Linked DNA regions of Homo sapiens: region 2 is linked to region 1. Evidence: chromatin loops called from intact Hi-C (ENCODE). Cell type or tissue: IMR-90. All regions are shown on one strand. Links, peaks and the distances in the headings refer to the core of each region. The heading gives the core; the rest is flanking DNA. Region 1 overlaps MMS19 (MMS19 cytosolic iron-sulfur assembly component). Region 2 overlaps HOGA1 (4-hydroxy-2-oxoglutarate aldolase 1).

Evidence for each region. Hi-C counts contacts between places; a loop is a spot of excess contacts. Peaks named below come from ENCODE experiments on the same cell type or tissue, not always from the same donor. Only the 100,000 strongest peaks of a DNase experiment are listed, where the experiment ranks them.
Region 2: a loop joins it to region 1, with 7 times the contacts of the local background. A loop is called at or near these places in 45 of 110 quality-filtered maps.

The regions. Positions count from the first base shown.
Region 1 is chr10:97,454,160-97,471,018 of GRCh38, forward strand. It overlaps MMS19 (MMS19 cytosolic iron-sulfur assembly component), which reads right to left. Exons shown (of 31, transcript NM_022362.5): 9 at 16,616-16,702; 10 at 15,970-16,044; 11 at 15,487-15,564; 12 at 14,807-14,945; 13 at 14,093-14,247; 14 at 13,346-13,424; 15 at 12,617-12,742; 16 at 12,345-12,426; 17 at 11,900-12,000; 18 at 11,646-11,795; 19 at 9,699-9,854; 20 at 8,424-8,523; 21 at 7,858-7,960; 22 at 7,669-7,737; 9 more. The coding sequence ends at 4,533. It overlaps ZDHHC16 (zDHHC palmitoyltransferase 16), which reads left to right. Exons shown (of 12, transcript NM_198046.3): 9 at 555-640; 10 at 1,501-1,624; 11 at 1,815-1,885; 12 at 2,618-3,211. The coding sequence ends at 2,732. Among named protein-coding and RNA genes, the nearest start is that of ZDHHC16, 16 kb to the left of the region's middle. In IMR-90, for the core only: a CTCF peak has its summit at 9,633 (motif pointing right); a DNase peak (open chromatin) is centred at 9,852; H3K27ac peaks cover 257 bases.
Region 2 is chr10:97,609,947-97,614,946 of GRCh38, forward strand. HOGA1 (4-hydroxy-2-oxoglutarate aldolase 1) reads left to right here. Exons shown (of 7, transcript NM_138413.4): 7 at 1,564-2,856. The coding sequence ends at 1,713. MORN4 (MORN repeat containing 4) reads right to left here. Exons shown (of 5, transcript NM_178832.4): 5 at 4,609-5,000. Among named protein-coding and RNA genes, the nearest start is that of MORN4, 21 kb to the right of the region's middle. RefSeq lists an enhancer at 2,380-2,599. In IMR-90, for the core only: a CTCF peak has its summit at 2,688 (motif pointing left); no DNase peak of the experiment used is centred there.

The DNA.
Region 1 (16,859 bases), core at 6,840-11,839:
GGGGACAGAGATCAGGCAGAGCCAGTCTGATCATCCCTTGCTCCTGGTCCATCTGCATCTGGATCATCCCTGCCCCCCCAGTACCTTTTAGGACTCCCTAATCTGCTGAGCCCATCTTGATTGTATTTCTGCTGCCCTTTCACAGTCCCTAGTGGAGCTCACAGTCCCTAGTGGTTTTCCCCACTCCAGTCAGTCCATTCTGGGTATGGTCTGGTCTCCTCTCTTGGGGATGCAGCTGTGCAGTGAAGGAGTTCTGGCTGGGGATTGGAGTGGCTTCCCCTGGAGCCCCATTTGTGTTGTCACTCTACAGGCCCAGGGTCAGCTTCTCCTGTGCTTCACCATCCTGTCCAGACCCTGCTCTGCTGCCCAGTGTTTGTCCATGTGGTGATGCCGCTGGGCTTGGTCCACCCATCTTGGCTGCTACCCTAACTCCTCTGTGGCTTTACCCTGTTTTCTCTGCCTGGATTTGGATCATTTCCTGCCTATAGGTGCTGGGGGCAGTTGCTGGAGACCCACAGAGCAAATGAGCCAGCTTTGCTGTTTTCTTTTTCTAGACTTATCACCAGACCCCACCACCCACCTTCTCCTTTCGAGAAAGGATGACTCACAAGAGTCTTGTCTACCTCTGGTTCCTGTGCAGGTATTTGTTTTTGATAGTTTTAAGGGAGGGGAAGCTTCAGAAAAAAAGTTTTTTAGGTGCCCACACGCAGGCAGAAACCCATTCCTAAGTGAACTGCCACTGCTCTAGTCTAACTTAGGTTGGCAGAGAGCCAGCACTTTCTTCAGCATTCAGGGCAGGGAGCACTGAGGATATTGGCATTGCTTATTACTAAGCACACAGATACAAGTATGTGCTTGATATGTAACCAAAGTAAGTTAAACTCCTTATTTAATCTTAGCACCTGTCTAAAGGCTGGGTGACTGTATTTATAGATGAGGAAAACTGAAAATTGGGGGCCAAGGGGCAGTGAAGTGAAGTGACTTGTTCTATGATACACAGCTAGTAGGAATATTAGCACTGGAATTTGAATTTCATGCCATCCCATTCCAACCCTGGGTGTTTACTACTTCCCACTATCTCCCAAGCATGGGTATTTTAGGAAATATAGAACATTTTCTCAGCAATACAGACTTATTTCTCTATTCTCCTTTCCACATACTCTCTTTTCCCTTAACAACAACAGAGATGGAGTCTTGCTATGTTGCCCAGGCTAGACTCAAATGATCTTCCTATCTCAGTCTCCTGAGTTGCTGGGACTACTAGGCATGAGCTACCATGCCTGGCTTCACATCATTTATTCTTAGGCCACTTTGATGCTTTTTCATTGATGCTCTTTATAGACATAGTGAAGTAAAAGTTTATCTAGGATATATGGTGGGAGGTGAGGAAGACTTAGGTAGAGAGGTTCCAAACCAGTTGTTACTGCTTAGCTCAATTTCAGACATACTTCCTCCAGCCCTCTCTAAACTACCCACCAGTCTTCGCCCCTCTTTTCTTAGTTCTGTGGCACTTGCCCTGGGTGCCCTAACTGTATGGCATGCTGTTCTCATCAGTCGAGGTGAGACTAGCATCGAAAGGCACATCAACAAGAAGGAGAGACGTCGGCTACAGGCCAAGGGCAGAGTGAGTAGGGTTGAAGGCTCGGGGTGGGTAGGTGGGTAACTGAACTTGCTCTCCTGTAAACAGAGGCCATGGGCAGGGCTGACTAGGGCAAGCATTGTAAAAGGCCAGAACTACTCTATCTGAGCTTTAGCTTAGCCAATTTAGTCTGAAAAATTAGAAGTTCAAAGAAACATGTTTTTCTTGGCTCCAGGTATTTAGGAATCCTTACAACTACGGCTGCTTGGACAACTGGAAGGTATTCCTGGGTGTGGATACAGGAAGGTAATGTAAGACACACAGACTAATGCTGTCCAACAGAACACTGTGATGAGAAAGATGTTCTATGCCTGTGAGCACTTGGAATATGGCTAGTGGCTACTGTGTTAGCACAGTTCTAGACTCTAGGAATAGAGATCATTGTCCATTTGAACCAGAAAGGCTTGAGGCCAATACTGTGTGGTTTTAAGTAACAGATGAGGCTTCAACGTGACTACAGTGGAATCCTAGGAAAGCTGTGCTCAGGAAGGGGCCTCTGGGTGTAGGATATGGTGGCCACCAGTCACCTCTCACTTGGAGAGCAGTGTCTAGAGTTCAAGCCAATAATTTGTGAGATTAAAATAATCTACTTGTCATAGAGGCCCTAAGACAGTAACTGGAGCTAGCTCTCTCAGCCCAAGACAAGGGGAAACAATTTTTCAAATGGCAGTTACTGAGGCGGTAACAATCAGATGAACAGACGTGCCTTCCCTCCTCCCTTTCCCATGTACATGACACTCCTATCACTGTGCTTACAGTGGACCTTTAGAAGTTTAGCTCGAAACCTTAAAAGGCCTTCAAAGGACCAAAAGGTACATTTGTTGGATAAAATTGGGTAGCAGAAATTAGAACTTTTGTTACTTTCATGATTGACACCGAGGTAGCTTCAGGATACCTTGATGTATGCTTGTTAAGGAATGATGATTGGGAAGGACCAAGAATTCTTGAACTCAGAGACATTTCTCTCTTCTCTTCTAGGCACTGGCTTACTCGGGTGCTCTTACCTTCTAGTCACTTGCCCCATGGGAATGGAATGAGCTGGGAGCCCCCTCCCTGGGTGACTGCTCACTCAGCCTCTGTGATGGCAGTGTGAGCTGGACTGTGTCAGCCACGACTCGAGCACTCATTCTGCTCCCTATGTTATTTCAAGGGCCTCCAAGGGCAGCTTTTCTCAGAATCCTTGATCAAAAAGAGCCAGTGGGCCTGCCTTAGGGTACCATGCAGGACAATTCAAGGACCAGCCTTTTTACCACTGCAGAAGAAAGACACAATGTGGAGAAATCTTAGGACTGACATCCCTTTACTCAGGCAAACAGAAGTTCCAACCCCAGACTAGGGGTCAGGCAGCTAGCTACCTACCTTGCCCAGTGCTGACCCGGACCTCCTCCAGGATACAGCACTGGAGTTGGCCACCACCTCTTCTACTTGCTGTCTGAAAAAACACCTGACTAGTACAGCTGAGATCTTGGCTTCTCAACAGGGCAAAGATACCAGGCCTGCTGCTGAGGTCACTGCCACTTCTCACATGCTGCTTAAGGGAGCACAAATAAAGGTATTCGATTTTTAAAGATATGTAGCTTCTCACTCTCTGCCTCACGATAGGGCAGGGAAGGGGAAAGTCAGGGTCAAGACCTAGTGAGTAGGTGTTCTGGTCATGCTTCCTACATTTTTTTTTTTTTTGGAGATGGAGTCTCACTCTGTCTCTCAGGCTGTAATGCAGTGGCGCGATCTTGACTCACTGCAACCTCCGCCTCCCAGTTTCAAGTGATTTTTTTTTTTTTTTTTTTTTGAGACGGAGTCTCGCTCTATATCACCCAGGCTGGAGTGCAGTGGTGTGATCTCGGCTCACTGCAAGCTCCGCCTCCCGGGTTCACGCCATTCTCCTGCCTCAGCCTCCCGAGTAGCTGGGACTACAGGCGCCCGCCACCACACCCGGCTAATTTTTGTATTTTTAGTAGAGACGGGGTTTCACTGTGTTAGCCAGGAGGTCTCGATGTCATGACCTTGTGATCCATCCGCCTCGGCCTCCCAAAGTGCTGGGATTACAAGCTTTACAGGCGTGAGCCACCGCGCCCGGCTCAAGTGATTCTTGTGTCTCAGCCTCCCAAGTAGCTGTGATTAAAGGCGTATGCCACCACACCTGGCTAATTTTTGTATTTTTAGTGGAGATGGGGTTTCACCATGTTGGCCAGTCTGGTCTTGAACTCCTGACCTCCACTGATCCATGCGCCTCGGCCTCCCAAAATGCTGGGATTACAGGCGTCAGCCACCATGCCCAGCTTAATTTTTTTTTTTTTTTAATTATTTGTAGAGATGGGTTCTTGCTATACTGCCAGGGCTAGTCTCAAACTCCTAGCCTCAAGTGATCCGCCTGCCTCAGCCTCCTGAAGTGTTGGGGTTACAGGCATGTGCTACTGTCCTGGTTACCCTGAAAAATTTTTGGCCAATCCCTGTCATTGTTATTCCAGTGATGCCTCTGGTTATATGAGGCATATGTGGGGTGGGGGAAATATCTGACAGCCCCATTACCAAAAGAAATCTTTATTCTTCAGCAGGTAGACAACATCTGCCAGCCCTGGTCCTCAGGGCCACACTCATATGCACTCACCCCTCAGCAGCATATCGCCCCTTTTCTGACATATAAATGCAAGAGACCCAGGACCCTAGATCTTTCTTCAAACGCAAGTGTCTCACACACACTTATTTTACAAATCCACTAGAAATATGGACTCTTATGTTCTTTGTACAGCCATGCAACAGAGGCCTAGCATTTGTGCTGTGTCTGTGGGAAAGGCAGTCAGAGACCAGTGGTTTCCCTGCTTTGGGGAAGATGGCTCAACAGTTAGTAATCCCAGGTTAGATTGTCAGAACAGTCTAGGCCAGGACTGAGGGCTCAGCTGCCAGGGCTCCCCAACAGAAACCTGTAGGCAAAAAGAAAGTTGGCAGCATTAGTGATGAGGCTCATCTTGGTCCCATCTCTCCCCACGACCTAGAAACTCACCACTCCCCTCTGGCTGACACTGCTTCCTTGCGCACCAGTCTCTTCTTGTCATCCAGGGGTTTGGCTAAGGCCCGAATCACCTGTGGTTTGTACGGCAGCAGCTGTGGAGTCAGAGGATATAATCAACCTTGCTCATCCAAGGCAACTGAAAGTACCGCTTTTTTGATTCTGTACAACTAATATTCTGAGGAAAGCAAAACATCTTTAGTGATTCCAAGGGATGTTAAGTGGCAGGATGGCCTTTCTGTTACCTTCTGGGCCCAAGGAAAAGAATCCTTGGGCCCAGAATTACAAGATCTGTACCTTGTAATTCAGATCTCAATTACACACCAGGGTGGCCAAGCCCACCTGACTAAGGCAAAAAGGTACTTATGTGTCTCTTGAGATGTTCCCAGGCCAGGGAAGGACACCTGAGGTACTTACCACAGGGGTGGGCAGGCGAGTGAGAGCATGCATGCACTGCAGTGCGGCGATCCGGACAGCCTGGAACACAACCACAAGGAGGTGAGAGCATGCCCAGGGAGAGATGCTGGTGCCTAAGAGTTGCTGGGGCTCAACGCACCATGGAAGGGCTAGAGCTGAGGTTCAGAAACTTGGTGACGAGGGTGTCCACGTGAAGACTCATGACTTGGGGTGCTTCCAGTAGAAGAGGCTGAAGGCAGCTGAGGGTGGAGAGCTGCACCACACAGTCAGGGCAGGACAGGGCCTCCAGCAGCAAGGAAAGAAGCTAAGGGGCAATGGGCAAGGTAGGGGATGGCCACATCATGAAGATCCTGGTTCTTGTTCCCTCCCCTTTCTAGCCCCATCTGGGGAAGAATAGCTTTGTCCTTTGCTTAGAAGCTCTGCCTGTGGGACTTACCGTGGGCAGCTCTGGCAAGAGTACAGGCTTGGGCAGCCTGTTAAGTACATGAGAAAGACCCTTCAAGTAGTTTGGCTTCACATCTGTAAAAAATGGAAAGGCTTAGGGGAGAAATTGGACTTAGATATATAGCTTGAGAAATCAATTCCAATCTGTGGTGAGGCTGAGACATCAGCCTACAAACGGGTGAAAGAGCCCTTCACGCTCAGAATAAGCAAGATACGCCCATGAAAGGAAGAAGTGGGACAAGAATCTAGAAGTTTAGTCTTCTAGGCACAGACCACAATATAGCTCTAAAGAAGCAAGCGGGCCCTAAATTATCTTAGGGAATGTGGCCAAGCAAAGGAGAGATGTGTATATGTGGGGACCTTCTTTCAGACTCCTCACCTTGGGGAGCAGCATGGAAGCCCTGGACCAAAGCAGGCACATTATCTGTGAAGAACCGCTGGCGGAACATGATCCGCACTTCGGCATGGCCAGCACGAGTCAGCACATCAGTGCAGTCAGACATGAGCAGAGAGAAGCCATCAGCTGCTGCTGGACCTAATTCTGGGTCACTCAGGAGGCCCATGAGCTGGAGAAAAAAGAGCCTTTGAGGTACATCAGGGAAGAAGAATCTTAAGTGCCAAAGATAAGGATGGGGCCGGGTGTGGTGGCTCATGCCTGTAATCCTAGCACTTTGGGAGGCCAAGGCAGGTGGACTGCTTGAGTCTAGGAGTCTGGGCAACATGGCCAAACCCAGTTCTTACAAAAAATACAAACATTAGTTGGGTGTGGTGGGGTGCCCCTGTAGTCCCAGCTACTTGCGAGGCTGAAGTGGGAGGATCACTTGAGCCTACGGAGGTTGAGGCTGGAGTGAGCTGTGATTGCACTACTGTACTCCAGCCTGGGTGACAGAGTAAGACCCTGTCTCCAAAAAGAAAAAAGAAAAGAAAACAAAAAACACACAGGGGAGGATGGAAGTCCTTGGGAGGAATAGGAGCAACCAGAAAGTTTGTTTAGGTCCTGGGTTCTTCTGTCTCCAGAAAGGACGTACCCGGGCTGTAAGGCAGGAGCTGAGAGGATGGTATCTGAGCACTAGGGCCTTTGTTACCTGTAATTGGAGACAGAGAGAGCAATTGGGGAATGACACTCAAACCCGAGAACCCTGAGACATAGATGTTTATGGTTTAGGGTCAAACAGGGACATTTTATTTAACCAGACATAATTGCCTCTCTGGCTAACCAGACTCCACTCCAACTCCTTACCCAGAGAAGAAGAGTGAAGGCCTGACTACGACAGGGCCCAGAGCCCAGGCCAGCCTCCACTTTGTCCACAGCTAGCTGTAGGAATTCATCCAGCTGCTGCCCTAAAAAGGAGAGAGGAAATGCTGACATAAAGGCTACACATTTTCCCTTTAGCAATGAAATGCAAATCACTTTAAGTGCAGAGCTCCCTGAGAAGCTGTTAGAAAGGGAAAATATCATTTTTGCCTGTGGACAAAATGATTGGACACCTGCATAAGAGCCTGGTATTCTCATAATACAGAGGTGCTGCCATTTGAAAAGAGAGGGTCATCTACTTCCAATAAAGAATTATCCACACTAGCCCCACTGTAGGGAGTAGGACGGCAGAACTAGACTCTTTGTGCTCCCTTCTCTTCTTAGGTACTATAAAGCTCTGCCCAACTGTGGTCTTGACGCTTTTCCCACGGGCAGTCCCAGGACAGTGCTTGAGCAGTTGAAGCCCTGTTAATGTTATTAGCAAGCTCCTTTTAAAAAGAGAATGAGTACTGAGCTATAAGATTTCATGGGTAGTTGATTCTGGGAGGCTCCTTACATAGTCTGATCTCAGTACCTGCAGGGTGCTTGTTGAGGAGTCCTGCAAAGCACTTGGCAGCAGCGGTGGAAGAAAAGGGGCAGCTGTGGCAGCAGCTCAGTTCCAAAAGCTCCCGCATGAGTTGGTTCAGCTGAGGGATTTCCACCTACAGAAAACCTGGCCATGTAATGGACCCAGAGAACACTTGAACTCCAAGAGAACCAGTACATAGTGGCAGCAGGGACCGGGACGGATGAGAACTAACTTCTCTGGTGGGGGAAGTAAAAGATCAGCTTAGCCTGTGGCAAATTTCAGCCCGGAGTCACCTTGTCAAGGTTAAATAACAGTACTTCCCAAATGTGCTCACTTACATTTCGAGGCAGGGAGCAGACAAAGGCCATAAGCAGTGCAATCAGCCGCCTCTGCCCTGAGGAGCCATCCTATAAAGGAAGGAGAGCCCGATCAAGCCTGCCAGCAATAAGCTTGTCTGCCCCTCTACCCATTCCAGATTAGCCCTAAAAAAAAACCAGCTTGAAGGATGTAAGTTCTAAGACTGTTACCTGGAATGGCTGGAATCTGCTCGGGAAGCTGTTTTCAGGCAGAAAGGACACGTTGCCATCCAAGAAGAGGGGCACAATGTGTGTCACACTCTGGGCAGCTAACCTGGGGGCAGAGTACTAGGTATGACCAAGGAGCTAGGATTCTAAAGCAGCCCTCTCCTCCACAGACGTGCTTTTCAACCTAGGGTTTGAATTAGGATCACCACGTCAATGGGACATGCCCTGATCATTCATGCATTGAACAAATATTAATTTGGCACATATGTGCCAGTAATCATTTCCATTCAGGTTCCCATCTGGGAAGTCAAGGTATATTTTAAAATGCTCTACAGGTAATTCTTAAGCACATCTGCGGCTAAGAACCACTGGCCCTGGCTTCCCACCCTCATAGTCCATGGTGCTAAGAGCCCCTTCCTTTTGTTTTGTCAACAAAACTTACAAGACGATTAACTGCACCACATTTACATATAGGTAAAAGGACAGCTGACAAGGCAGCTACCTGTTGCTTCTTCCTAAGAATGCTATCCTTCTCCCTGGGTTCAAGCCACATCCATGATTATACTTACTCAGGGCTCAGGTGGGTTGTAGCAGTGCCAATGACAGACACCATGGCAGCCAACACCTCATCCTCCAATAGTACTTTTCTCAGAACTGAGGGCTCCTTCTCTGCAAAACACACACACATGCACACAATCACAAGACCATGACGGGTTCAAGAAATGAATGATTGGGTTCTGTCAGCATCACTGACTCTGGGGCTTGACTCTAGCCACGACAGCAGTTCTTAATCTGGTCTCTGGTAGTGCTATAGTCCTGAGAATCAGGGCACCAGAAACAGGAGTGGTCTGACCTGGGGCCACAGAGCGCTCCTGAGAACTCTGCACAGTCTTTAGACTAGGCCAACAGTGGGAAAGAGGGATAGCTAAGATGAACATTCTTAACATAAGAAATAGAAATGTTGTCCCTGGTGTCCCTGGAGATGCAAGGAAAAAAAAATAGTAATGTTGGTCTCTGAAAAAATTAAAAACATAGATTTATCTTCATGGGTCCTTATTATTTATAGCAACTATCATACACTGAGTACTTCCTATGTGGCAGGTACTATACACTAACTTATTTAATCCTTACCAACTACCCTGTGAAACAGTTTTTTTTTTTTTTTTTTTTGAGACAGGAACAGGATCTCGCTCTGTCACCCAGGCTCGAGTGCAGAGGCACAATCATGCCTCACTGCAGCCTTGAACTCCTGGGCTCAGGTGATCCTCCCACCTCAGCCTCTTGAGCAGCTGGGACTATAGGTGTGCACCACTATGTCTGACTATTTGTAGAAACAGGGTCCCCTGTGTTGCCCAGGCTGGTCTCAAACTCCTGGACTCAAGTGATCCTCCCATCTTGGCCTCCTGAAGTGCTGGGATTACAGGTGTGAACCATGGCGCCAGCCTAGACGGTACTCTTTATCTCCATCTTACAAGTGAGGAAATTGAAGCGTGGAAAGGCTGAATATCTTCACCTAAGTTAGCAAGTGGTAGAGTTGAGGATAAAACCCAACCAGGTGGGCTTGACTCCAGAGTCCAATTCTAAGTAAACTAATCACATAGCACTTCATGGGGAAAAGGTGTGCATTCTTTTGAATGTTGCTAACACTAGTGGATTTTGGTTCCTGCCACTGGTCAGGGTGGCACCCTTTGCTATGAAGTGAAATCTCACTCTGAGGACAAAGGATTGAAAATAAACCTCTGATGGTACAAAATACAGTACCACCAATACCCAGAGGGTGGTGCTGTTCAACACCAGCAGAGGGCAAAGTTCCCAAAGGCCAGGAAGGAGAGGTGGAAAGTTACCTGGCATAGAGGCCTGCACAGCCAAGGCAAGCAGGCAAGGTATAGCTGTCTGGTGGAAATACCAGCAACTCTCAGGGTCCTGCTGACATTTTTCTGCCATCTGTCTGAGGCTCTGACAGACAGCAATAACGTCACTGGATTGTGCAACCATATTCCCTGTTGATGAGAAAGTGTTCTCTGTAAGGTTTGCTTAAAAGCACTTTCAGGTGTTTCCAATTACACAGCAGATGAGAGGAACAAAGAAGAGTGACTGAAGGGACCAAGAGTGCCTTATTAAAAAGCTGAGTCACTTTATTCTCCTGGCTGTTCTTTCTGATCTATTCAGACTTCATAGTTGAGACTTGCTCTGTCCCAGGCTCTGCAGCAGAAGCACTTGTATATATTCTCTCCTTATTTTTCATAACAACCTTAGAAGTATCATTTCCCTCACTCTATAGAGAAGGACATGGAGGCACAATGAAATACATGATCAGTGGCTTTTCCAGGGTCACAGGAAGTGCAAAGTCAGGAATCAAGCCCAAGTTATAATCCAAGTCTAGTATTCATTCTACTATGTAACAGCTGCTGGATCAACCACAGTGGGCCTGAATCTACCCACAGGGCAGGCTGCTGTCACTTTTGCATTGGAGCAGTGCTTCTCAAACTCAACAGTCTACGAGTTACCAGGGTACACTGTCAAAATGCAGATTCTGATCAGTGAGGGCCTGAGATTCTGCACTTCTAACAAGCTCCCAGATGTCACCCATGCTGCTGGTTAACAGACCATCTTTTGAGCACCACGGCCTTAGGGTGATGCCTCTCAATTCAGATCCCACATGAAAATTACCTAGGTAATTTTTTTTTTTTTTTTTGGAGACAGGGCTTCACTCCTGTTGCCCAGGTCAGGCTGGAGTGCAATGGAGCGATCTCGGCTTGCTCCAACCTCTGCCTCCCGGGCTCAAAGTGATTCTCCTGCCTTAGCCTCCCAAGTAGCTGGGACTACAGGTGCATGCCACTGCTCCTGGCTAATTTTTGTATTTTTTGTAGAGATGCGGTTTCGCCATGTTGCATCGGCTGGTTAGGTCTCAAACTCTTGAGCTCAAGTGATCCATCAGCCTTGGCCTCCCAAAGTGCTGGGATTACAGGCATGAGCCACCACACCCAGCCCGGCACTTTTTTTTTTCTTTTTTGAGATGGAGTTTCACCCTGTTTGCCCAGGTGTGAGTGCAATGGCATGATCTTGGCTCACTGCAACCTCCGCCTCCCAGGTTCAAACGATTATCCTGCCTCAGCCTCCTGAGTAGCTGGGATTACAGGCGCCTGCCACCATGACCAGATAATTTTTAGTAGAGACGGGATTGCACCATGTTGGTCAGGCTGGTCTCAAACTCCTGACCTTGTGATCCACCCGCCTCAGCCTCCCAAAGTGCTGGGATTATAGGCATGTGCCACTGCGCCCAACCCTTTTTTTCTTTTGAGATAGAGTTTCACTCTATTGCCCAGGCTGGCCAGGCTGGAGTACAGTGGCGCAATCTCAGCTCGCTGCAACCTCCGCCTTGTGGGTTCAAGAGATTCTCCTGCCTCAGCCTCCCCAGTAGCTGGGATTACAGGCGCATGCCACCATGCCCAGCTAATTTTTTGTATTTTTAGTAGAGACTGGGTTTCTCCATGTTGGCTAAGTTGGTCTCAAATTCCTGACCTCAAGTGATCTGCTGGCCTCGGCCTCCCAAAGTGCTGAGATTACAGGCAAGAGCAGCGGCCCTGGCCGGGTACTCTTAATAGTACTGTTGCCTAAGTCCCATCCCTCCTCAGAGACTGATTCAGTTGGACGCAGGCATCAGTATTTTTTTTTTCTTTTAAAAGAGTTGATTCTGTTACTCTTATGTATAGCTACAGCTAGAACCACTGCCTTAGAGACTACAGCTCCCTATTCAGCCCAGTCCGTTGGTGGTTATTCCTAGTAGTTACCTCTGTTCACTTGCCAGAGATGCTGCAGCAGCAGAGGCAGTGTCTCCTTGACGATGCTGGGATGTGTTGATACAGCTGACAAGGCTTGCAGACAGCACAGATGCCGGGAGCATTGGGTGGGCTCATCTCCGTTAGTCAAATTTGACTCCCCTGAAAGCAACCCATGAGACAAAGGTTTACTGTGTGATAGGAAGCACGAAGGCCCCAAAGCCTTGCTGGAAAGGGATGGGCCACAGAGGATTAGAGACACATACCTACACGCAGCTCCTCAGCGAGCTTGGGTACGAGGTGGCTGCTGAAGGCCACAGGGTAGAGAGCAGCCAGGGTTCCTGATGCTTCCAGTGCTGCCACCCTGCTGGAGGCGCAGAGCAGATAAGCATTGGCTGAGCCTGGGCTCACAGCTCTCTTGCCTACGTCTGATATTAGGCAGATTCAGGAGTGTGAGCTCCCAACGCCTCCTTGCTAAAGAGCAGAACTCAAGTACCTACACCACTGAGTTGGACAGGGCTTCTTAAAGCCTAAGAAGAGAGCAGTCCTACATCTCTCCAACTGGTTAGCAGCCAGAGTCTAACACAGAGCTCACCTCCCCTAAGGAGAGCCAAGGGTCAGAAGCACAGAGCCCTGGTCCTAGCTTGATCTTTTGCTGCCAATACAGAGGCAGGGAACAGCTTGCTCTATCTCATTGCTTTAAATTCTCACCAACTCTGGGAATCCTCCTTCAGGAAGCTCAGTCTGTACAGGTGACCCACTGCCAGCTCCAAGTCCTCATAAGATAGGAGATCTGTAGTTAGAAGGGAACATGAATCTCATCTTTCTTCCCCTGCAGCCATCACAACCCTTCTAAGCTCTTATTAGAAATCCCAAATCATCCAGAGTTGCAGTAAGAAGAGGATAGTAAGGCTGCTTTTCACCAAGGCAGTCTTACAAGAAAAGGACCAATATTTTCCTCTTCTCTTTCCCTTAAGATGTACCTGGCTGGGCACCCAAGACTGTCAGTGTACGGATGCCAACAAGCTGAAGCTGGGTGCTGGGGTCTGTTAGAGCCATGAATACCAGTGAGCACAGCTGGTCCTTGAAGCCATTCAGAGGCCTTTGATCTAGGGAAGAGACAGAGGCCAGGTTAGAAGGAAGCCACTGCATTCCATATCCCTGACTAAGCTGTGATACACAGCCAACCTGGGGTAGATTTTTTTTTTGAGACAAGGCCTCTGTTGCCCAGGCTGGAGTGCAGTGGCGTAATCTCGGATCACTGCAGCCTCTGCCTCCCAGGTTCAAGCCATTCTCCTGCCTCAGCCTCCCGAGTAGCTGGAATTACAGGCATGTGCCAACAGGCCTGGCTAATTTTTGTATTTTTAGTAGAGACAGGGTTTCACCATATTGGCCAGGCTGGTCTCGAACTCCTAACCTCAAGTTTTCCGCCTGCCTTAGCCTACCAAAGTGCTGGGATTATAGGTGTGAGCCACCATGCCCCGCCTCCTGGGGCAGATTTAAAGAGCTTAATCCATTGGGTATCCAGAAAGCACACTGAGAAAAATAAACAGATCTCATCCATCTCATCTGTTAAGTGTTCTCTTGTGCTACAACCTCAGAATAGGACCACTGTTCTAGACTACTTTTCCACAGCACTCTTTGCCCTGCTATCCTTTATAGGCTGAAGTGTTCAACAGTCCCCAGAGCACTGCAATGGAAGGCAACCTCACCTTTGTCTTCATAGCTCCATTTCTGCTGCAGCTTCAAGAAACCCAGGAGCATTTCAAGGATTGTCCGCCGCTGGCTGCTCTGTAACGTTTCAAGGGGTACTAGAGTCAAAGAATATTTTAAAGGATTTCAATCCTGCTACTCTGGATATAGGGAAAATTCTTTCTTTCTTCCAAGAGATGGGGGTTTTGCTATGCCACAGCCAGGCTGGAATACAGTAGCATGATTATAGCTCCCTGCAGCCCCGACCTCCTAGGTTCAAGTGATTCTCTCGCCTCAGCCTCTTGAGTAGCTGGGACTACAGATGCGTGCCACCTTATCCAGCTAATTTTTTTTTTTTTTTTTTGTAGAGATGTGGTCTTGTCTTGTTGCCCAAGCTGGTCTTTAAATCCTAGCCTCAAGTGATTGTCCTGCCTTGGTCTCCTAAAGTGCTGGGATTACAGGCATGAACCAGCATGTCCTGCTTGGCTAATTTAAAAAAAATTTTTTTTTTTTTAGAGATGGGATCTCACTTTGTTGCCCAGGCTGATCTTGAACTCCTGGCTTCAAGCTATCCTCCTGTCTTGGGAGAATGATCCTTTTATGTATGAGACAGGGAAAAAGTGAGTAAGGGAAGCAGCAGCAGCAGCTAATGGGAGCAAAACCCAAGGTCTACTATGTTGGCCCAAGCTAAAACTTAGCTCACTCTCTGAGAAAGGGAACCTAGCACACAGGTCCCATCATTTCCCCCAAAGATTCTGCTCCCTTACCTGACTGTGCTTGTGGAACTGTTCCAGCAGTAAAGGCAGTACATTGCTGGTGACAGAGTCACAGGCCCGGGCAGATGCACCTGCAGCTGCCTGCAACAGCTTGGCACTAGGCCACACCAGTTTCATGTCCGGTTCACACAGGTGGTGCCTGCAGTCTAGAGAAGCAGCACATCACAGAGCTGGGGAGGAGGCCAAATGGTGCCTGACTCCCCTACAGTCCACAGAGGTTGGAGACTGAGACCCATGACAGTTTGCAAGCAGTTAACACTCAAATTGTTTTCAATTCAAAGTAGGGCTATCGCCCCCAAATCACCAAATATGTTGGGACTAAACAATAAAGGTCACTGGCCCTTAAGGAATGTCATTTGTTTTTTTTTTAGAGATGGAGTTTTGCTCTCGTTGCCCAAGCTGGAGTGCAGTGGCGCAATCTCAGCTCACCGCAACCTCTGCCTTTTCAAGCGATTCTCCTGCCTCAGCCTCCCGAGTAGCTGGGATTACAGGCGTCCACCACCACGCCCGGCTAATTTTTGTATTTTTAGTAGAGACGAGGTTTCACCATGTTGGCCAGGCTGGTCTTTAACTCCTGACCTCAGGTGATCCACCCGCCTCGGCCTCCTAAAGTGCAGGGATTACAGGCGTGAGCCACCGCACCCAGGCAAGGAATGTCGTTTCTATTGTGCTCACTCCCCTTCCTGGCTGCCACGGCCCCATTACCCTGTAGAATGTTGCTAAGGAAGGAGTCAAGGAGGTCCTCAGCATCAGCCCTCAGCACAGAGCGAGACAAACACGCAGTCAGGGAGTGGAGGGCCGCCAGGCCCTCTGCCTCCACCCGCTCACTTGCCGTCTGGAACACCTGTCAGGGAGGGATCCCATGGCTACTGAGGTGAGCCTGCACCAGATGAGACCCCACCAATCCACTGCCTATTTCCTTGTTGGAGAGGGGAGTGAGAACCTCTAGGACACAGAAATGGAAATTAACACCCCAACTGAGTGTCTTCTCAATTGGTGTGTTCTTACCAAGTCCTTAGTCACACTCAGGACAGAGACACATACTTTCTGAGAAACAAAAAGCCAACTCTGAGCAGTGGCTCTGCTCACCTTTCTATTCACCATGGTGCCAAAGGCACCATGACCTGCACTCCTTGCCACAGAAGGACAAGAAGTGGGTAATGTGCAAAGGTGATCAGCTGCTCTTACCAAGCAGCTGACCGTCACATAGGGACTCTCTCTCTTGTCATTCAACTAGAATTATGTCCCCCTACTTGCCTCCTGAATAACCAGGCATTATATCTTGGCCCTGGGGATGACAGAGGGAAAAGGACAGGATGTATTATTTCCCCTCATGCCTGACAATTGAAAGTTAACAGTAGTGAGTTTATCTGAGTGACACTCACCTCTCTGCGGATAGAAGCCCAAAGGCTGGGGAGGAAGTCCTTCAGTTCCTTCTGTCCATACACAGCACAGCAAGCATTCTGCCAAGGAAACCGCTGCTATCAGTTATGTACACACTCAGACACCCTAGGATGTGCAGGTACCTCAGCATAATGGCACCTGAAGGAGCCCTGGTCTCAGCAGAAAAACCAGTTAAGATTTTTAACAGTCCTACTAAGGGAACAGAGAAGTAGGAGATAACCCTGGTTGATAAAATAGAAGCCTAAAGAGGGAGTCCTGGTCAGCCTTTCCTCAGTTACTATGGGATGGGGGATGGGACACGACGATATGCAGCTGGGGGCTTCAGGTCGACACAAAGGCCCAAATCCTGGGTATCCTCTTCTGAGGCCCATGAACTGTTCCTTGGCTATCCTAGAATCTATATCCTTTAGGACCCCTAACTTGTCAAAAGGTAGCTGGGTCCTGCAAGGAGAAAAATCACTCACCAGAGTCTGTAGAGAATCCAACTTGGCACTCAGAACCTCAGAATCCACTTTCTCAATCAACAGGGGCAGCAGAAACTGTGGGACAGAAGGAAGATCTTAAGCCTGAGATGGGTGGTGTGTCAGTCACATCAAGGTCAACCCTGTCCTTGCCATCAGTCCCTAAAAGCAGGTACTACATCAAGGAGCTGTACTCAAGTCAGGAGCTATGAATGTAAGCTAACCTTCCTGCCAAGCAGTGACCAGAGCCCCACTACCTCAAAAACAGGCAAGTTGACAAAGTTACAGGATTTTAAAAGACAGCACCATATAGGGATTGGGTTTATTTATTTTTTTGTGTAGCGGAGACGAGGTCTCCCTATGTTGCCCAGGCTGGATTTGAACTCCTGGGTTTAAGTGATCCTTTCCACTCAGACTCCTCCTGAGTAGCTGGAACTATAGGTGTGTGCCACTGAATCCAGCTCTGGATTATGAAGAGATGGTAAAGTTTTCTACATCGAAGGTCTGAAGATACCTGCCACACAAGACACTTGCAGGGTGTCATGCCCTAAAATGTATACCAGATATTTTTTTCTCCATGCTTTTACTGCTCTTTCTTCAGAGCCATCTATGGGCAGAGGCTATATACCCTAACCTTGGCTAGACCCACCTCAGCAAATCGTGGTGTAGAAGCCAGCACAGCGCGAAGACTCAGGATGAGGTCTTCTCTCTGGATACCATGGGGATCATTAGGTGGCTGGAAAAGGGAGAAGGGCTGTGGGTTTGTGTAACATTTCAGACCACCTTGAACACAGGCTCGAACCTGGTAACCCTGCAGAACAGGGTGATACTCATACCCAATCAGGGAAGATAGTAAGATAATGAGGCCCCAGCAAGAAGACTTGCTTGATCTT
Region 2 (5,000 bases), core at 1-5,000, 150 kb after region 1:
CTTTCATCAGTGGTTCCTGGCCTTTTTATCCCAAACAACCTTTTATTTTTATCCTCCTAAGGTTTTAGCTTCTCTCCAAATAAAACTTTCTTAAGGACTACTTTTGTAGTTTTTAGGTAGTGAAAGATTCATCTAATATTTCTGATCAGCATGAAATAACCAGTTGCTATACCAAAAGCAAGGAAATTTGATGCTTCATTTATTCTGTAATATTCCATACACGATTTTAAATTATAATAGGCCAGGCGCCGTGGCTCATGCCTGTAATCCCAGGACTTTGGGAGGCCAAGGTGGGCAGATCACTTGAGCTCAGGAGTTTGTGACTAGCCTGAGCAACATAGCAAGACCTCGTCTCTACAAAAAATGCAAAAATTAGCCAGGCATGCTGTCATGCACCTGAAGTCCAAGGTGCTGTGGAGGCTGAGGTGGGAGAATCGATTGAGCCCAGGAGGTCTAGGCTACAGTGAGCCATGATCATACCACTGCACTCTAGCCTGAGTGGCACAGTGAGACCCTGTCTCAAAAACATAAACATAAAATAAAAATAAATAAATTATTACGGGTGCAGTGGCTCATGCCTGTAATCCTAGCACTTTGGGAGGCCGAGGCGGGCAGATCACTTGAGGTCAGGAGTTTGAGACCAGCCTGGCCAACATGGCGAAGCCCTGTCTCTACTAAAAATACAAAAATAAAATAAAATAAAACGAGCTTGGTGTGGTGGCAGGTGCCTGTAATCTCAGCTACTCAGGAGGCTGAGGCAGGAGAATCACTTGAACCCAGGAGGCAGAGATTGCAATGAGCTGAGATCAGGACACTGCACTCCAGCCTGGGTGACAGAGCAAGACTGTCTCAAAAAAATAAATAAATAAAAATAAATGAATAAATTATAACAATAGCTTTAGGTCCCCCATTATCAGGGAAAAGCCTTTAGAGATCATGTTGTCCAGCCCCTTCCTTTTTTAGACAGGAGAACTTACTCAGAGATAATAAGTAAATGACATACAGTTTATACAACAAAACTTCCTTGGGAAATGATGCTTTGCTTTTCCTGGGAGACCATTTAGTGTTAGGGTCAGGAGGAGCTATGGGGAGGTGAGGGCAGCCAGATGCAAGGGGAGTAGAGGTCTGGGCTGTGCCTGAGACTCTCACAGATCCTTCCCCTTCCTGACTTCCCAGGTCTGGTGTGACCTGCGTCAGGTTTCAGGGAGCTGGGCTGCAGACTGCTGATGCTCTAGTGCCTAGACCTGCAGCCTTGCTGTCTTCTCCCACCCCAGCTTGAGGACCAAATACCACTCTCCTCTCTGTTGGAGTGGATTTTTCTCCTAAAACCAAAGGAGGCACTCTTCTTCCCCAATCTGAAGTTTTTGTATTTTGCTATTACAGACCTGCTCTCTGGTCTCTAAATCTGGATTCCCAATGTACCCTGGGTGCCATAGAGTTGGCAGTTACTTTCCTGGGGGAAGAGGGTAGGACTTCAATGTTCTGAAAGTGACAGATCTCCGAGTTCCAGATATGGGTGTTCAGCAAATTTCTCAGTCTCTTCTAACAGGCCCTGCTTTGCAGGTGACCCGGCGCTTTGGGATCCCAGGGCTGAAGAAAATCATGGACTGGTTTGGCTACTATGGAGGCCCCTGCCGCGCCCCCTTGCAGGAGCTGAGCCCCGCTGAGGAGGAGGCACTGCGCATGGATTTCACCAGCAACGGCTGGCTCTGAGGGCAGGCAGGGTCCATGGCTGGCCTGAGCCCATCTCAGCCTCCTGCCTTGCACTTGCAGCCTGAAGCGGAGAGCACAGGGGGATGAGGGTGGCAGGCAGCGGGGAGCCGATAGAGGCTCCTTTGCCTGCTGTGGTCCTCCAGGCAGCCTTTCACAGGCACGCCCATGCATATCTCCTATTCTAACGGCCCCTGACCTCTCCCTTTTGGATCCTAAACTGTGTCTCTGGTCTGAAGACTGGGAAGGAGCAATTTCTCAATTTATCTTTCTACTGTGGATGCTTTCCTACGCCCTGAGGCACATGAAGTCAGAAAGGAAGGGCAGAGGGGCAAGTAGGCACAGTAAGGGAATTTTCTTTTCTTTTTTTTTTTTTTTGAGACAGAGTTTCACTCTGTCACCCAGGCTGGAGTGCAATGGCATGATCTCGCCTCCTGGGTTCAAGCGATTCTCCTGCCTCAGCCTCCCGAGTAGCTGGGATTACAGGCGCCTGCCACCACGCCCAGCTAATTTTTGTATTTTTAGCAGAGATGGGGTTTCACCGTGTTGGCCAGGCTGGTCTTGAACTCCTGACCTCAGGTGATCCAACTGCCTCGGCCTCCCAAAGTGCTGGGATTACAGCTGTGAGCCACTGCACCCGGCCGGGAATTTATCAAAGGGGGGACTACTTAGATTTGGGGCTTCAAACCTGAGTCTAGCACAATGCAGCTGGAGGCCAGGGCTACTCCTACAAACCCAAGTTCTGACTCCTTCCAGGGAAGTATCAGCTTAAGAAACTTGATCAGGAAAGTGACACTGGTCTTTCAAAGAGCCCTCTTTACCCTCCCATCCCTGCCCTCCACACTGCAAGCTGCATTCCAGCCACAACGCCCTTTTCTAAATCTATTTTCATTCATCTCCTATTCTGGTCTGTAGCCTTGATTCCAACCATTGAATGCACGGAGACAGCCCAGTGGCTTGTCAGATTGGTAAATAATGACACCTGGTGGATAAATGTTACATTCTAGAAGACTATTCTGGTCAGCCTAGGTCTGAAACACTAAGGAGACTTGGCCTGAGATAGGGCCATCCACTTGCCTACAGGCACTCTGCTTTTATTATTAAAAATAGTCACTTTGTTACTATAATAAAATTTAACAGAAAAAATTAGTGTGGCTATATAAAGATGGACACTCTATTGCTATGCAGATCTTAGGTTTCCTGGCCAGATGTCAAGAACCTTTCTAAAGGCAAAAGAGCTCTGATGGTCTGCCTTCTCCCAGCTCGAAGAGTGTCCCCAGCAATACTGAGCCAACAGGCATTCACTTACTGGAGACCTGGGGAAGGGGTAAGAGGCAAAAGAGAGCAAGTGAGCTATTTAGAAACAAACACTTAGCACTTTTATTTTATTTTTTTGAGACAGAGTCTTGCTCTGTCATTCAGGCTGGTGTGCAGTGGCACGATCTCGGCTCACTACAACCTCTGCCTCCCAGATTCAAGTGACTCCCCTGCCTCACCCTCCCGAGTAGCTGGAATTACAGGTGTTCACCACCATGCCCGGCTAATTTTTGTATTTTTAGTAGAGACAGCGTTTCGCCATGTTGGTCAGGCTGGTCTCGAACTCCTGACCTCAGGTGATCTTCCTGCCTCGGCCTCCCAAAGTGCTGGGATTATAGGCGTGAGCCACTGCACCCCTTCAGCATCCTTTTTGATTAAAGTGCTAAGTGTTTAGGGCCAGGCAGCACTTTGGGAGGCGGAGGCAGGAGGATCACATGAGGTCAAGAGTTTGAGACCAGCCTGATCAACACGGCAAACCCCATGTCTACTAAAAATACAAAAATTAGCCGGGCGTGGTGGCACACGCCTGTAATCCCAGCTACTCAGGAGGCTGAGGCACAAGAATCGCTTGAACGTGGGAGGTGGAGGTTGCAATGGGCCGAGATCGTGTCATGGCACTCCAGCCTGTGCCACAAGAGCAAAACTCCATCTCAACAACAACAACAAAAAAGGATGCTTTCTCCAAAATATTTAACCTTTTTCAGTGGTAATATTTGACTAGTGGCAGAAAAATGGAGATACATTGTAAAAAAATTACTCCTTAAAAGAAAGTGTAAGGTTAAAAAGAGAGGTAAATAGATACTTGTTTAGGGCAGAGGCTAAAGGAGAGAAAATAAAAGATCTCAATCTTCAACCCAAAACCAGGCTCTGAATGGCACTACAGCTTGGGGCTTAGTGCCTGGGGTCCTCTCACAGGCAACTTCCAGAGGAGCAAGGCTCAGAGGAGAATCAAGTTTAGGACTTGGGGGAAAAGTTAGGGCTAGGCAGGCAGGGTAGTGCACTGGGTAAGAGCTCAGCCTCTGGGCTTAAACAGGTCTGGGTTTAAGTTCTGGGATCTGCCCCTTAGTGTCTATGGGACCTTGGAGAAACTGCTTAACTTCCCTGAGCCTCATCTGTAATACAGGGATAATAATAGTACCTTCCTCCAACAAGGACGTGCATGTAAAAGGGTTAGCGTGGGGGTCAATGTTCCACCACTCTCCTGTTGCAGAAAAAGGGAAACTCCGGCAGGAGTGGACCTGCCAGAGGTAACCCAGCAGGTGTGGCCATAACTAGTCTCAGGACTTAAGTACTCTGATGCTCAGGGTGAGAGAGGTCCAGTAAAGGGAGCTGGAATCAGAAAGGCTCGGTTACAAATCTCACCCAGCTGTGCTACCTACTAGTTGGGACAGCCTGAGATTGTCTGATTTAAATAAGAAAAAAAAGTTCATACGTCCTCCTCTGTAGAGGCTGAGAAAATTAGATGACTTGATAAAGTGTGCAGGGTCAGTTCCAAGGGCTAACCCGATTAACTTTTACAAACAGCAAATGGGTTGATATTCATGAAGACGCAGGGCCAGAAAGTCAGGAAAACTAGGTATAGGCAGTTCTGGTGATTTCTTTATTCTTTATAAACACCTTTTTCTACAGTACAATTCAGAGAATAAATAGAGGCACACGGCTATAACTTCCACCACAATCTGCTGTTGAAGAGACATTCAATGTGAGGCTAGGGAGCTAGAGGTGGGGGACGTATTTGGGTACCAGGGTAACGGGAGGCCTACGTAATAAACTGCAGAGATCCCATCAGTAAGGTCTGATTGCGGCCTGACGGTCAAGGCTCATGATAGAAGAGCTACAGTGAGCCAAATGCTCCTTTAGTTCCCCACAGTCCTAGAGTAGGTCCAATTCTACCAAAACCCCAGGGGTTCGGGTGAGTCTGATTTATTGGTCCACTGGGAAGAAACTGTGTCAGCCCAAGCCATCCGTATGAA